Regions from separate parts of the Homo sapiens genome. Here all the other regions are linked to region 1. Evidence: chromatin contacts called from ENCODE Hi-C or POLR2A ChIA-PET data. All regions are on one chromosome and are shown on one strand. The core of a region is the stretch at or near the end of the contact, and the rest is flanking DNA. Distances in the headings are between cores, read along the strand shown. Region 1 holds the start of ITPKB-IT1 (ITPKB intronic transcript 1). Region 2 overlaps GALNT2 (polypeptide N-acetylgalactosaminyltransferase 2). Region 3 holds the start of TTC13 (tetratricopeptide repeat domain 13). Region 4 overlaps GALNT2 (polypeptide N-acetylgalactosaminyltransferase 2).

What was found. Hi-C counts contacts between places; a loop is a spot of excess contacts on that map. ChIA-PET counts read pairs that join two places held with the same protein, here RNA polymerase II (POLR2A). Pooled maps may share reads with other maps.
Region 2: a map of aorta shows a loop between it and region 1 (14-fold over the local background). The contact joins the enhancer-like site here to the promoter of ITPKB-IT1 in region 1. A Hi-C loop is called at or near these places in 1 of 168 maps with a recorded cell type or tissue (aorta) and 1 of 37 single-sample maps with no recorded cell type.
Region 3: a loop to region 1 is called in a pooled map, with 6 times the contacts of the local background. The contact joins the promoter of TTC13 here to the promoter of ITPKB-IT1 in region 1. A Hi-C loop is called at or near these places in 2 of 37 single-sample maps with no recorded cell type and 7 of 50 pooled maps.
Region 4: a map with no recorded cell type shows a loop between it and region 1 (6-fold over the local background). The contact joins the enhancer-like site here to the promoter of ITPKB-IT1 in region 1. A Hi-C loop is called at or near these places in 1 of 37 single-sample maps with no recorded cell type and 3 of 50 pooled maps. POLR2A ChIA-PET finds 5 or more read pairs at or near these places in 1 of 52 experiments (B cell).

The regions. Positions count from the first base shown.
Region 1 is chr1:226,673,681-226,677,048 of GRCh38, reverse strand. ITPKB-IT1 (ITPKB intronic transcript 1) reads left to right here and starts at 1,981. Exons shown (of 2, transcript NR_103784.1): 1 at 1,981-2,132. The region is part of intron 2 of ITPKB (inositol-trisphosphate 3-kinase B); the gene reads left to right. RefSeq lists a silencer at 850-999.
Region 2 is chr1:230,088,301-230,091,815 of GRCh38, reverse strand. All of the region lies in intron 1 of GALNT2 (polypeptide N-acetylgalactosaminyltransferase 2), which reads right to left. Among named protein-coding and RNA genes, the nearest start is that of GALNT2, 23 kb to the right of the region's middle. Within about 2 kb of position 1,520, at least 3 of the 41 ENCODE cell types and tissues checked have a DNase peak (open chromatin) inside an H3K27ac peak, as active enhancers do.
Region 3 is chr1:230,976,926-230,980,194 of GRCh38, reverse strand. It overlaps TTC13 (tetratricopeptide repeat domain 13), which reads left to right and starts at 1,334. Exons shown (of 23, transcript NM_024525.5): 1 at 1,334-1,635. The coding sequence starts at 1,365. It overlaps ARV1 (ARV1 fatty acid homeostasis modulator), which reads right to left and starts at 1,101. Exons shown (of 6, transcript NM_022786.3): 1 at 916-1,101. The coding sequence starts at 1,089. RefSeq lists an enhancer at 870-1,169 and silencers at 1,450-1,709, 1,730-2,019.
Region 4 is chr1:230,108,322-230,111,406 of GRCh38, reverse strand. All of the region lies in intron 1 of GALNT2 (polypeptide N-acetylgalactosaminyltransferase 2), which reads right to left. Among named protein-coding and RNA genes, the nearest start is that of GALNT2, 43 kb to the right of the region's middle. RefSeq lists enhancers at 760-839, 850-909, 1,540-1,599. Within about 2 kb of position 1,351, at least 6 of the 41 ENCODE cell types and tissues checked have a DNase peak (open chromatin) inside an H3K27ac peak, as active enhancers do; they include B cell, where a contact is called at or near this core.

The DNA.
Region 1 (3,368 bases), core at 732-3,231:
GGAGGAGGGTTTGCAGGTTTGGAGAAGGAGCTGCTTCCCAGGTGCTCAGGGGATGGAAGTGAGAATAGGGAGGGTGTGGAGGGTACAAAGAGACTGTTTAGTTCTTGCGTAAAAGACAACACAATATGGTCCTTCCAGTTCTTTTTAGAGCTCAAAAGGTGAAATAAGAATAAAGAACAGCGATCTGCAGTTTTCCTATTATCCAAAAGCCTACTACCCAATTCAGTGGATTGTTTTGGCAACTTGCTTGGATAAACTTATTTAGAAATTATTTCAGAATTCCTCCAGGCAGTTACCCTACGTCCTTTTTAAGTCAAGGTGTGGTATAAGTCCATTAACGAATTAAAATACTTCCAGATTTCTGTGTTATTCTCAAGGCACTTTTGCTAGATAACAATACCTCACACTTGGACGGTGTTTTGTGGTTTGCAAAGCACTTTCACATCTGTTTTCTCACTTGGTTGCCATAATAACCCTGGGAGCCGGGAAGGGCATGTCTTGTTATTATCCCTATTTTGCAGATGAGGAAGCCAAGGTTTTTAGAAGGTTGGGTGGCCTAGTCAAGGTCACACCGGTAGGGGAATTGGGGGGATGGAGGAAACTAGAGCTGTTTTTCCTTAACCATCTTGCCTCTCACTGAGATGAAACAGCAGGATGGTTCCTGGGACCCAGGATCCCTTTGAACGCTTGGATTAAAATAATTTATGAGTTCTTTGTGAGTGTGTGTGGACCTGCTGGTAGTGGCTTTTCTTCATTAGAATTTGCATGCAAGATTGACACTAAGATGGCTGACTTTCACCATCCCAAACCAACCCTGTTTTTGCACCGTGCTGTAGTGGTATGAATTACCTTGCAGGTAATTGTGGCTTAGGTGATGGTACACAAAAGGCATCATACAGCAGCCAGATGTTCATTTTACTAAATGGAAAATATGACTCAGAACACGGGCCAATCTGAGCCTCCAAGCAGGCAAATTAGCCATTGAGGATGAAGTCTTCACCTCTGGAGAGGAGAGAATGTGGGAGCACAGAGCCCAGAGTCAAATGATTTGGTTGAGATCCCCCCACTTTGGTTATTTAGACTTGCTTATACTCCTCTGACCAGACTATGGGATCTTCTACAGAAATTCTACAGAAGTGTGGGCAGAATTACAAGTAAGGTGGGTTGAGGAAGTGCACAGGTGGAAGTGTAGCCGAGAGGATGCGTTTGAGGAGCAAGAGGCTGGGACTCAAGAAGGCTTTATGCAGACTCGAATCTTACATTGATAACAAGCATTTGCGTAGCACATACGAGTTTCATCCTATGAAGGATTCCATAGGATTCTCACAGCAGCCCAAGGATGTGAGCAGAGCAGTAAACAATATCCCTGTTTTATAGAGGAAGTAGAAATCGAGAAGCAGGAAGGTTGGGTAATTTGCCCAAAGTTCCACCACTAGTAAATCGCAGAACTGGGACTAAAGCCCAGGTCTTCTGACCCTCACTGGGCCCAGCGTTCTTTCCAATATGTCATCCTGCCATTTTCCCCTTCCTTCCTCCTCCCCACAGCTCCTTGCAAGTTCAGCCTGCTGGAGGTAAGGGAAGTGATCATGAGAGTTTTTCCAGTGCTGAGACGTTCTGGAAAAAACATGGACCTGTATCTGTGTCCTGATCTGTGCTTCGTGATTGGACTGTCTTGACACTCGTCTCAGGACTCTGGGGAGTGCTTGTGCAAGTGTTTCCCAGTGTGGCCGGCTTCTTGAACGCTGCTAATGGAAAGTTGTAAGAGTTCTATTTTCCTGTTTCAAGCGAGCGTTTCCCCCTTGGGGTTATAGCAACCACTTCCTCCTCAGCACCCGGTGGGTCGTGGTAAACACCAGTTACAGCAGAGTATCCCCTTCTGACAACCTCATTGGTTCCTTTTTTTTTTTTTTTTTTTTTTTTTGCCTGTAAGCACATACACACAGAGTTCTGAAGGCTAGGTCTCCTTTCCTTCTGGTTTAGAGTTTTCAGAGTACCCTGCTGTGGCCTTGGAAACAGAAAACCCACACAGAGGTCAAACGCAGTTCTCGTGGAGTCACCTTGTCATCCTGCTTTGTTTTGGAAGGAACTGGGTCGGAGGCAGCACAGTAGGACTACAGCATCTTTAACCCTTGGTAGGATGGCTGGATCCGCTGAACGCTTGTGGGTAAACAGGAAGCTCACAGCCTCAGTGGATCATTAAGGGTGATACAGAATAGACACGAAAATCTTAAGTGGGATGGGAGCAGAGCAGGACTTGGTGGGTAGATAGTGAGGAAAAGGAGGCAAATAGGGATGGTGAAGAAATCGAAAGGGAATGGGGGATACAAGGAAAGGGTCAGGAAAGGGTGAGTAAAAGGTTTAAAGAGAGGTGCTAATTTTAGATACTTAAAAGTATTTTAAGTATCTAAAACTTGTGGCTGGGTGTGGTGGCTCACTCCTTTAATCCCAGCACTTTGGGAGGCCAAGGCGGGCAGATCACCTGAGGTCAGAAGTTCGAGACCAGCCTGGCCAACATAGTGAAACCCCGTCTCTAACTAAAAATACAAAAATTAGGCCAGGCACAGTGGCTCACGCCTGTAATTCCAGCACTATGGGAGGCTGAGGTGGGTGGATCACGAGGTCAGGAGTTCAAAACTAGCCTGGCCAAGATGGTGAAACCCCATCTCTACTAAAACTACAAAAATCAGCCAAGTGTGGTGGCAGGTGCCTGTAATCCCAGCTACTCGGAGGCTGAGGCAGGAGATTGGTTTGAACCTGGGAGTTGGAGGTTGCAGTGAGCCGAGATGGTGCCACTGCCCTCCAGCCTGGGCAACAGTGAGACTCTGTCTCAAAAAAAAATGTGTATATATAAATACTTAAAAAATATTTGTAATTGCTGGTTTGGGGTTACTAGAATCTCTTCTGAATCTGTCTCAGTTTTTCTTACAGCTTTTAAAATCCATGGAACTCTATCACCAGGAGATGATTGTGGTATGGAGCTGATCACCCCGGAGTTAGTGGGGTGGCAACTGAGATCGGGGGGAAATGGAGCAGTTTGAGGATATATGGGCCGTGAAAACCTCCCAGCTCTGCCCCCAGCCATGCCATGAAAGTCATGGGGAAGAAAGGCCCCCATTTGTGTGTTTGTGTTATTAAATAGAACAGTAACAGAGCAGGTCTCTGAGCCTGCCTGGCAGAAATCTTTCTGTAGCAGGAGTGTCCTGCAACTCTCTGGTGGATTTGCAAAACAGTACAGATAGAAAAACTTAAATGGGAAACAAGCTTGTCTTGTCCTACTTTGTGGAGATAGATAATAAAGCCGAAAGGCCAAGAAGTGTAAATATATAGCATATATCTAATGTATATGGTATATGTACATATCAATCTAT
Region 2 (3,515 bases), core at 271-2,770, 3.4 Mb before region 1:
CAGGGAGTGTGGACGATGAGGCTGGCTGGCCAGTGCTGGGATAACTGAAGACTGAATTCAACAGCTACAGCTGGGGCAACAGGAAGCCAACAGGAAGGACCAAAGCCCCATCTTGCTGGTGCTTCTACCGCCTCCTGCTGATGGAGGTGGCCCGGAAGCCACTGGCAAAGCAGCTGGGATGTGCGGTCCTAGCTCCAACACTGCAGAACAGAGCACAGAGTCTGGAGCTGAAACAATAATTTCATAAATTACATGTTGGGATTTTTGAAAAATCAATCTCCATCACTACCCTAAGGAGAGGGTATTGATTCTATACACAGAAAGATCCCCAGAACGAGAAGGCCGATGCATCAAGATTCCTCAGACAGATGGAAATAGGCCAATAGAAAAGGTGGCCGATAGAAAATAGATAGAAATAGGCCGATAGAAAAGGTTTGCTGAGGACCGGGCACAATGGCTCACACCTGTAATCCCAGCACTTTGGGAGGCCAAGGTGGCCGTATCACAAGGTCAGGAGATCAAGACCATCCTGGCCAACACGGTGAAACCCTGTCTCTACTAAAAAAAAAAAAAATACAAAAAATTAGTATGTGGTGACACACACCTGTAATCCCAGCTACTTGGGAGGCTGAGGCAGGAGAATAGATTGAACCCAGGAGGCGGAGGCTGCAGTGAGCTGAGATCGTGCCACTGTACTCCAGCCTGGGCAACAGAGATTCCGTCTCAAAAAAAAAAAGAAAGAAAGAAACAAACAAAAGAAAAGGTCTGCGGAGTACACACACCCCAGGAGTGCTGGCTTTCTCAGCGAGGCACAGTTCTCATCAATTAATGAACTGTCATTCTTAGCAGTATCTTACAATTCTGATGCATGTAAACCCCAATCCCCCATTGATAACTCCTAGATGGAACTAATAACATTGAGTTTCCAAACCTATAAAACCAAGAGTGATGCCTTAGACCCATGATCATTCTCTCTCTCAAAGCTAAGTCTGAGATAGCCCAAGGGTCTCTCTCTTACTTTAACTCATATTTAATTACCTGTGATTTACACACTAGAAAATAAGATCTTTTGAAGAAAATAATAAGCTTCAACTATTTCTGCAAACGTGTTACACATACACAACCGCACAGAAAAACACAGATAGAAACCTTCAACTTCTTCCTGGATCAACTTACCACATTCCTAAGTTCTGACCAGCTTATTTGCCAACAGAAAATTCGAGTCCAGGAACTTTGGGAACCTCAGAAGCACCAGCCCTCCCCACCCCTCCTTCCCTTCCCATTCTTCACCTCCACACACACAACCGTTATTTCTCCTAAGAGTTAACTACAGAGACAGCAGGACACCAGTTCTGGTAGCAGGTCCACCACCTTCACACGGCATTTGCAGAGGCTGTGGAGGGGCAGCAGGCTCTGCTGTGTGCAATGCTTCATATCACCCACCCACCCCACTTCAGACTGGAAGACACGGTTATGTTTATTTTCCCCCAGAAGATAAGTGACTCACAGGCAGTTTGACAACAAATGTCAAGGTCCTTCAACCACAGAAAGTTCCCAGCATTTCCAATCAGTTGGGACATAATCCAGAAGAGGTTGCCTGGGATTATTTTTCCTTGGAAATTACATTCATTCTATCTTGGTGACAGACACCCACATATGGGGTCAAACTTTCCCTCATCCAAAAAAAAGATGATAATCAAAATCACAAGATACCACTTCATATCCATTAGGATGGCTACTATCAAACAACAGAAAATAACAAGTATTGGTGAGGATGTGGAGAAACTGGAACCCTTGTGTACAGTTGGTGGGAATGTAAAATTGGTGTAGTCACTGTGGAAAGCAGTATGGAGGTTCCTCAGTATATTAAAAAACAGAACTCCCATATGATCCAGCAGTTCCACCAGGTGTACTCCCAAAAGAATGAAAAGCAGGGTCTCGAAGGGAAATGTGCACACCTGTGTTCACAGTAGGATGAATAGCAAATGTGTTGCACGTGTTAGCAGCGTAATGTATAAACACAACGTTGTATGTCCATAGAATGAACTATTACCCAGCTTTAAAAAGAAAGGAAATCCTGTCACATGCTACATGGATAAACCTTGTAGGTATTATGCTAAGTGAAATAAGCCAATTCAAAAGGATAAATACTGAATGACTCCACTTACATGAGCTACCTAGAAGAGTCAAATTCACAGAGACAGAAGGTAGAACCCTGGCCGCCAGTGGCTGCAGGGAGGGAGAATGGAGAGTTACTGTTTTTTGGGTACAGAGTATCAGTTTTGCTAGATGAAAAGAGTTCTAAAGACGGATGGTGGTAACAATGTGAACACAATGTCACTGAACTGTTCACTTAGAAATGGTTATGGGCACTGCGGCTCACACCTGTAATCCCAGCACTTTGGGAGGCCGAGGTGGGCACATCACTTGAGGTCAAGACCAGCCTGGCCAACATGGCGAAACCCCATCTCCACTAAAAACACACACACACACACGCAAAAAACAGCCGGGCATGGTGGTGTGCACCTGTAGTCCCAGCTACTCAGGAGGCTAAGGCAGAAGAATCGCTTGAACCCGGGAGGCGGAGGTTGCTGTGAGGCGAGATCACACCATTGCACTCCATCCTGGGCCACAGAGCGACTCCATCTCAAAAAAAAAAAAAAAGAAAGAAAGAAATGGTTAAAATGGTCAGTTTTGTTATATGTATTTTACCATAATAAAAACTGTCGGGGGGGAAAGTTGATACATGCCACTACCTGAATGAACCTCAAAAACTATGGCAAGTGGAAGAACTCAGACACTAAAGGACACACAGTGCTTGAGTCAATTTATACGAAATATCTAGAATGGATAAATCCACAGACGCAGAAAGTACACTAGTGGTTGCCAGGGACTGGGGAGATGAGGAAATGGGGAACAACTGCTTAATGGGCATAGGGTTTCCATTTGGATGAAAATGTTTTAAAACTAGACAGAAGTGGCCGGGCGCGGTGGCTCACACCTGTAATCCCAGCACTTTGGAAGGCTGAGGCAGGTGGATCATGAGGTCAGGAGATCAAGACCAGCCTGGCCAACACAATGAAACCCCGTCTGTACTAAAACTATGAAAAATTAGCCAGGCATGGTGGCAGGCCCCTATAGTCCCAGCCACTTGGGAGGCTGAGGCAGGAGAATGGGGTGAACCTGGGTAGCGGAGCTTGCACTGAGCCGAGATAGCGCCACTGCACTCCAGCCTGGGTGACAGAGCAAGACTCTGTCTCAAAGAAAAAAAAAAAAAAACTAGACAGAAGTGGTAGCTGTACAACTGTAGTAAATGTCACTGAACTGTATACTTTACAATGGCTAATTTTATGTTACATGAATTTCACCTCAATAAAAATGAATTAAAAAAAAAACCCTGTCACACAGAACAACAGAGATGAATCTTGAAGACATCATGCTAGTGAAAACAAGCCAATCAGAAAAGGACAAATATTACAAGATTCCACTTACATGAAGCACCTAGAGGTGTCAAG
Region 3 (3,269 bases), core at 85-2,584, 4.3 Mb before region 1:
TGACATTTTGACAAAAGAGGGAAAGTACTTGAGAGAGGAACAGGAAATTGAGGTTGTATGCATCAGAACGTTATGTGGTTGGCAGATTATACAGGTATACACTCAGTTTGTCAATTCTCTTGTATATTACTACAGACCATAATTTACTAAAGAGATTAGAAAATCACAAGATCTGAAATGGGACAAAAATGTACTGTCTATTCTGTGACAGGTTCTTTGCTAATTAATACCCCCAAAGAACCTCCAACTTTGTAGACTCTTTAAACATAAGATTATTCTCTCTGCCGTAAAATAAAGAAGGGAAAGAGTAGCAGGAGACTCCATAGGGCCTTATAAGCCAGTTCAGGGATTCGGGCCTTAACTCTGAGATGGAAAATCATCAGAAAGTTCAAGGTATTCTACGAACACCTTGAAATGAGAATTTTTACTTCCTCACTTTTGGGTTTTGTACCACCAACGTCTAGCATAGTGCTTTGTACACCGTAGACATCCAATAACGACAATTGATGAAACCTTTAAAAAGCATCGTAGGTGAATTCAACATGGGTTGTGGAGGGTAAGGATGGTACCATCTCTCTGTCAAAGGGAGAAGAGCTAGAAGGAAGTAGCTTTGGCATGAACCAAAATGTCAACCTAATTGATCTTTAAATTTCTCTGCAAAATGCCCACATCTACCTCTGTCTGTCGGTCCGGTCCGTTCGCCGGCTTAGGTCATATCACCCAAATATGCCCCAGTATGAGAAAAGCGCTGTCGGGTAGCTGAGTTCTCTATCAGTACAGATATTCATGCAAAGATCCCGGGCGGGAATGTCAACTACCGAACTAAAGACTGTATCAGAGGACCCTGCTCCTCGCGGTCCCCAAATCCCGCCGCGCCATTTTCTTCTCAAGGGCACCCCACACCTGACAACTCACACAGATGGTTATCTTCAGCACACCGTGGTTATAGTCTCGGTACAACTCTTTGGCCTCCTGGTTGCATTCGATGCACCTGTACTGGCAGGAGGCCGAGGCAGCAGTAGGAGTCGCTGCCACCCCATCCACGTTCCCCTTCCCCTGCTGCAGGCCGCTCCGCCCGCCGTTGCCCATTTCCACTCAACTGCAGTCCAGAACTTCCGATTCTGTGGAGGGTAAGACGTCAGACGCCAGACCGGAAGACTTGCGCCGCGCGGGCTTATTGGGATTCGTAGTCCCGGCACCGGCAAGGCGGCCCCGGGCTGGCCGAGCTGGGACTACCATTCCCAGCACACAATGCTTCTCCCCTTGTCCCGCCCCCTTGCCACGGTCCACCTGCCCGCCGTAGGTTAGAGGCGGGGAGGCCTGAGAGCCGGGCAAGGGCTGTCGCGCATGCGCCTTGAGGGAAGATGGCACCTGCCGGCTGCTGCTGCTGCTGCTGCTTCTGGGGCGGCGCTGTGGCCGCCGCGGGCGCCGCCCGGCGTGTCCTGCTGCTGCTGCTGCTGGGGGTCCTGTCCGCCGGGCTGCGGCCAGGCGCCCTGGCCACCGAGCACTACTCGCCGCTCTCCCTGCTCAAGCAGGAGCTGCAGCACCGGCAGCAGCAGGAGGCCCCGGCGGGCGGCGGCGGCTGCAGCCCGCAGTCCGGGGACTGGGGGGACCAGTACTCTGCCGAGTGCGGCGGTGAGTGGGCGGCGGCGGGCGTCCGAGTCGGCCGGGGCGGCGGGGCAGCGGGGCTGGGGTCCCGGGCCGGGGTACGGGTCGCCCGGGCCTCACGCCTCCGGCTGCGGCGCGCGATCCGCGGGAGCCGGCTCGGCCAGGGGTCCTGGCGGGCAGCTTCCCGCCGCTGCCACCCACGCCGCCGCGCGCCCTCCTGCAGCCGCCTTTGGGCAGGGCGGCGAGTCGAGAAATGAGCTGACAGCATGCTCCTGGGGCCAGGGCGGCCTCTCTCCTGAGTCTGAAGCAACTGTTGGAAGGGTGGCGGAGGAGATGGCAGGTGGCCCGGGGCAGCCCTGTTCCCGCCGCCGGCCTCCCGAGGATGCCGAAGGGGCGAGGGAGGGGCGGGCGGACGAGCAACCAGCCCGGCGGCTTGCGGAGCCCGCCCCCGGAGGGAGACGCCTGGCACATCTTAGGCCTGGAAATCAGGCTTCCTGACCTCCCGGGTTAATGTCTCGTATACAACAGTTCCTAAAAATTGGATCCCTGGAATGGAAAAAAAGAGCAAGCCCATCTTATCTGCTCGTTGACATCTTGCTTCCAGTTGTTTAAGATCAACCTGCGATCTGTCAGGTGTCTCCCAGAGGGAAAAAAGGCCCCTGCAGGCCTTGAGCCTGTGTGTCAGTGCCGTGTGTGTATTGGAGCTACGCCAGCTCATTCATTAAGAATGGGCGCTATTGGCTTCAGTTTAATAAATCATAGCAGATGCCTCTGGGACAAAATACGTGTGTACATTTTTTTGTTTTGAAGTTCTGTCGTGGGTCTTTTTACCCATCAATCTCCTCCCTTTCTCTTTCCCCCTTCTCTATGTGAGTTCCCTTATGGCTTGCTTTGGGAAGGACCGGGGTCTACCGAACCCACTGGGAGATGGTTGCTTTTAAGACTTGGCAGTGGTTTTCTTCGGCATTGTGTACCTGGGAAAACAATACCTTTTTTTTTTAGTTGAGATGAGACGTCAAGATTAGCACAATCTGATTTCCTTTTAGTACAGTCTGACTTCCTTGAGGAAGTGTCACTCACTGAGAGGTTTGTGACTTTTTTATTTTGCGGTAGGCCTTAGCTGGTAACGGCGTAAGTAACACGGCCAGCCTTGCACGGTGGAGAAAGAATGGCATTTACTTACCTCTGTCACTTTCTGTATCTCTGAGCAAGTGAATTACCTGTCTTTGTAAAATGCCTCCTCTGTAAGTGGAAAACACTGTTCACCTAATTGTGGGGTTTTATTTTCCTCACGAGGGTGCTGTGAGGGAAATGAGAAGTAGCCGACATATATTGAGTGCTTGCTGTATGCCAGGTGCTGTTATAAGTGCTTTAGGTCTATGAGCCTAGTATATTAGTCTATCAGAAAAACAATAACCACCTCATTAGATGGTGGCTCATTTTCTCAGATGAACAAACTGAAACATAGTGAAATTGTCATCTTCTTGAGATCCCACAGCTGCCAAAGGAGGAACCCATGAAGTCGGGCTCCAGACAAAGCCTTTGTCCTAACCATTAAGTGGTTGTAGGTAGGCAAACCACATCTGAAGTATTTACTTGCATATGGTGCATGTTGGGTAAATTTCCCTTTCTCCTTTGCTCATGTGGTGCTCACTGGCTAA
Region 4 (3,085 bases), core at 102-2,601, 3.4 Mb before region 1:
CATGTATGCAAACACACTTGTGTTGTACTGCATATGTTCCATGCACACATGTGTATGCAAATGTGCATGGGCAGTGTGTGAACATGTATGTGCCTGCAAACACATATCGTAGGCTTGCATGTAAGTACACATTGCAGTGTGCACGTGTGCACAAATTAGTATGCACACGTGTAGGTACATGCATGCATGGTACGCACATGTACATGCAGGCATACTATGCACTGCATGTGTGCATGTGTGCTGTGTACATGTGTGCATGCACAGATACGCATGTGCCATATGCCCATGCCACATGCCCATATGTACATAAATGCAGACACATGCAGTGTGTACATATGTATGTACACACACACAAATATGCATGCACAGTATATATACGTACACACGCATGCAGACACACGCACACACATTCCTGCAAGTCAGGTATGAACAACAATTCTAATTACTTTATCAGCTTCTGCCTGGCAATGGTGGCTTGTACTTAAAGAGAAGAGCATACATTTTCCCCAGAACTCCCATGGTCTGTCAGTAACCCACCCAGAGGAAACTATATACTCCACGCCTCCCCAGTTTTCCACGGTCAGGCTGATGTCCAAACTCCTCTCAACTCATGCTCAATGTATTTGCATTCCCAGTCTCTTTTTACCAGAAAAGACCCTAGAAAAATCTATTGAAGACAAAAAAAAAAAAAACAGAAAAGCACAGCTGAGAGAGACCCTCAAGGCTTAGGCATAGAAAAAGTCTGAGGACCTAATAAAGAATATAACAGCGCACTCCAGCAGCAGTGAGTAGTTCTGCATTATCACTGTATGCAGCACACCATTCTAAGTGTTCTGGTTACATTAACTCACTTAATCCCCACACAAAGCTTTGATTATCCCCATTTAGTGTAAGTGGGGAAACTTAGTGCAAAGGTCAGACACCTCCAACATGACAGCACTAGGACCCAACCCCAAGCGGCCATGCTTGAGCCACCCCACGCCCTGTCCTCATGTGACAGTAGTGGGGCTCCCAGGCCGTCAGAGCTCACAACAGCTCCAGTGACTCAAATAAGAACAGCCCTGAACATTCTCTATTCAACCTCAGAGCAAGCACAGAGCAGAGACAGAGATCCTTTTGGTCCCCCTAAAATGTCCCTGACACACAGGAAAAACACAGGTGAGGAGGGGAGGGAATGAGTCACAAAAATTAAAAACCACCATAGTATATTTAAATGAGCTATTAGCCATACTGAGAGAATGAGCAGGAGCACTAAGTTTAAGGAAGGACACTTTCACCCCACAGCTGCTCCTAGGATGGCTCAGCCTCTGCACAGAGAACGGCTGCATCAGCCTGTGGGAGGCACACCTGCTCTGCCAGGACGCCGTGGCTCCCAGTGCTACCCCAGACGGGTGTACACCAGGTCTGTTTCACATCTCTGATCTGCGTGACAGGAAACAGAAACAGAACTTGAGAGACCTACGCGTCCCAGAAGAGGTCAAATGTTAGCAAATGCATAAAATGAGCTTGTTTGTCTTTCTGACTTGAGGCTCACTGACTGCCTCCCTAACAGTGTTCCTTCTTTTTTTTTTTTTTGGAGACGAAGTTTCGCTCTTGTTGCCCAGGCTGGAGGGCAATGGCGTGATCTCTCAACTCACTGCGACCTCCGCCTCCCAGGTTCAAGTGATTCTTCTGCCTCAGCCTCCAGAGTAGCTGGGATTACAGGCACCTGCCACCACGCCCAGCTAATTTTTGTATATTTAGTAGAGATGGGGTTTCACCATGTTGACCAGGCTGTTCTTGAACTTCTGACCTCAGGTGATCCACCTGCCTCGGCCTCCCGAAGTGCTGGGATTACATGCGTGAGCCACTGCGCCCAGCCAACAGTGTTCCTTCTTAAGTCTACTCCTACCCTGCAGCCATACATCTGGTGGTGGACAATGGTGCCTCTCCAGTCTTTCCAGGTCATTAGCCAGTCCCAGACAGACCTCTGTCCCCCAAGAACCTGTTCGTGTGACAGGGCTGCCTTTGTGGCACTAGTCCTGACGTCCCACATGAGTGGCCTACTCCTGTTAACCACCACACCATGTCCCTGCTACACCCCGAGGGAGCCTGCAGGGCCCCCAACCACCACTGCTGCAGCCGCCACCCCACCCCGCACCTCCCTGCACCCGCTCACCTGCAAAGGCAAGGACCACACTGGGCAGCTGCATCCCATCTACGGGGGTCCGCAGCCGCAGCTCCCAGGGAGACCCCCATCAGAGGGCAGAGCCTTCCAACGCCCAGGGGAGGCTACTGGTGGAGCGGGAATTCAACTCAGTGAGTTGCTGCCAGCAAAGTGTTTAATGAGATAGAGAAGAGTAGGATAGTCCATCTAGAAAACGTTTGCACTGTTCGCGAAACTTTGTTTCTAACATATATATCCTGCTCTACATCTCATCCTGTTATTCAGATGGTCTCCAACTTACCATGGCTCGACTTAACAATTCTGACTTCACGATGGTGCGAAAGCAATATGCCTTCAGTAGAAACTGTACTTCAAATCTGGAATTCTGCTCTTATCCTGGGCTAGCGATATGCGGTCGGATAGTCTCTGACAATGCCGGGCAATGTCAGTGATTCACAGCTCTCAGTCAGCCACACGGTCACGAAGTTAAACAACTGATACCCTACAGTGTGCGGTGCTGTCAGCATTGTTTGGATATGACTTGCCCAATTGCAGGCTAACGTTTAAGTGCTCTGAGCACAATGAAGGCAGGTGAGGCTAAGCTATGATGCTTGATAGCTTAGGTATATCAAATGCATTTTCGACTTCAGATGTTTCCAACTTACAGTGTCTTTACTGGGACATGATCCCATCATAAGCTGAGGAACATCTGTGCATAAATCTCATCCTTATATATCCCATCAGGGATGGATGCTCCTCGACTTACAATGCGCCACATCTTGGTAAAGCCACTGTAAGTTGAAAATACCATTATATCAGAAGTGCATTATGGACTTAGGATATTTTCAACTTATGATGGGTTTATCGGGACATAGCTTCATTGTTAATTGAGGAACGTACTGAACGTGTATCACTTTCACACCATCGTAAAGTTGAAAA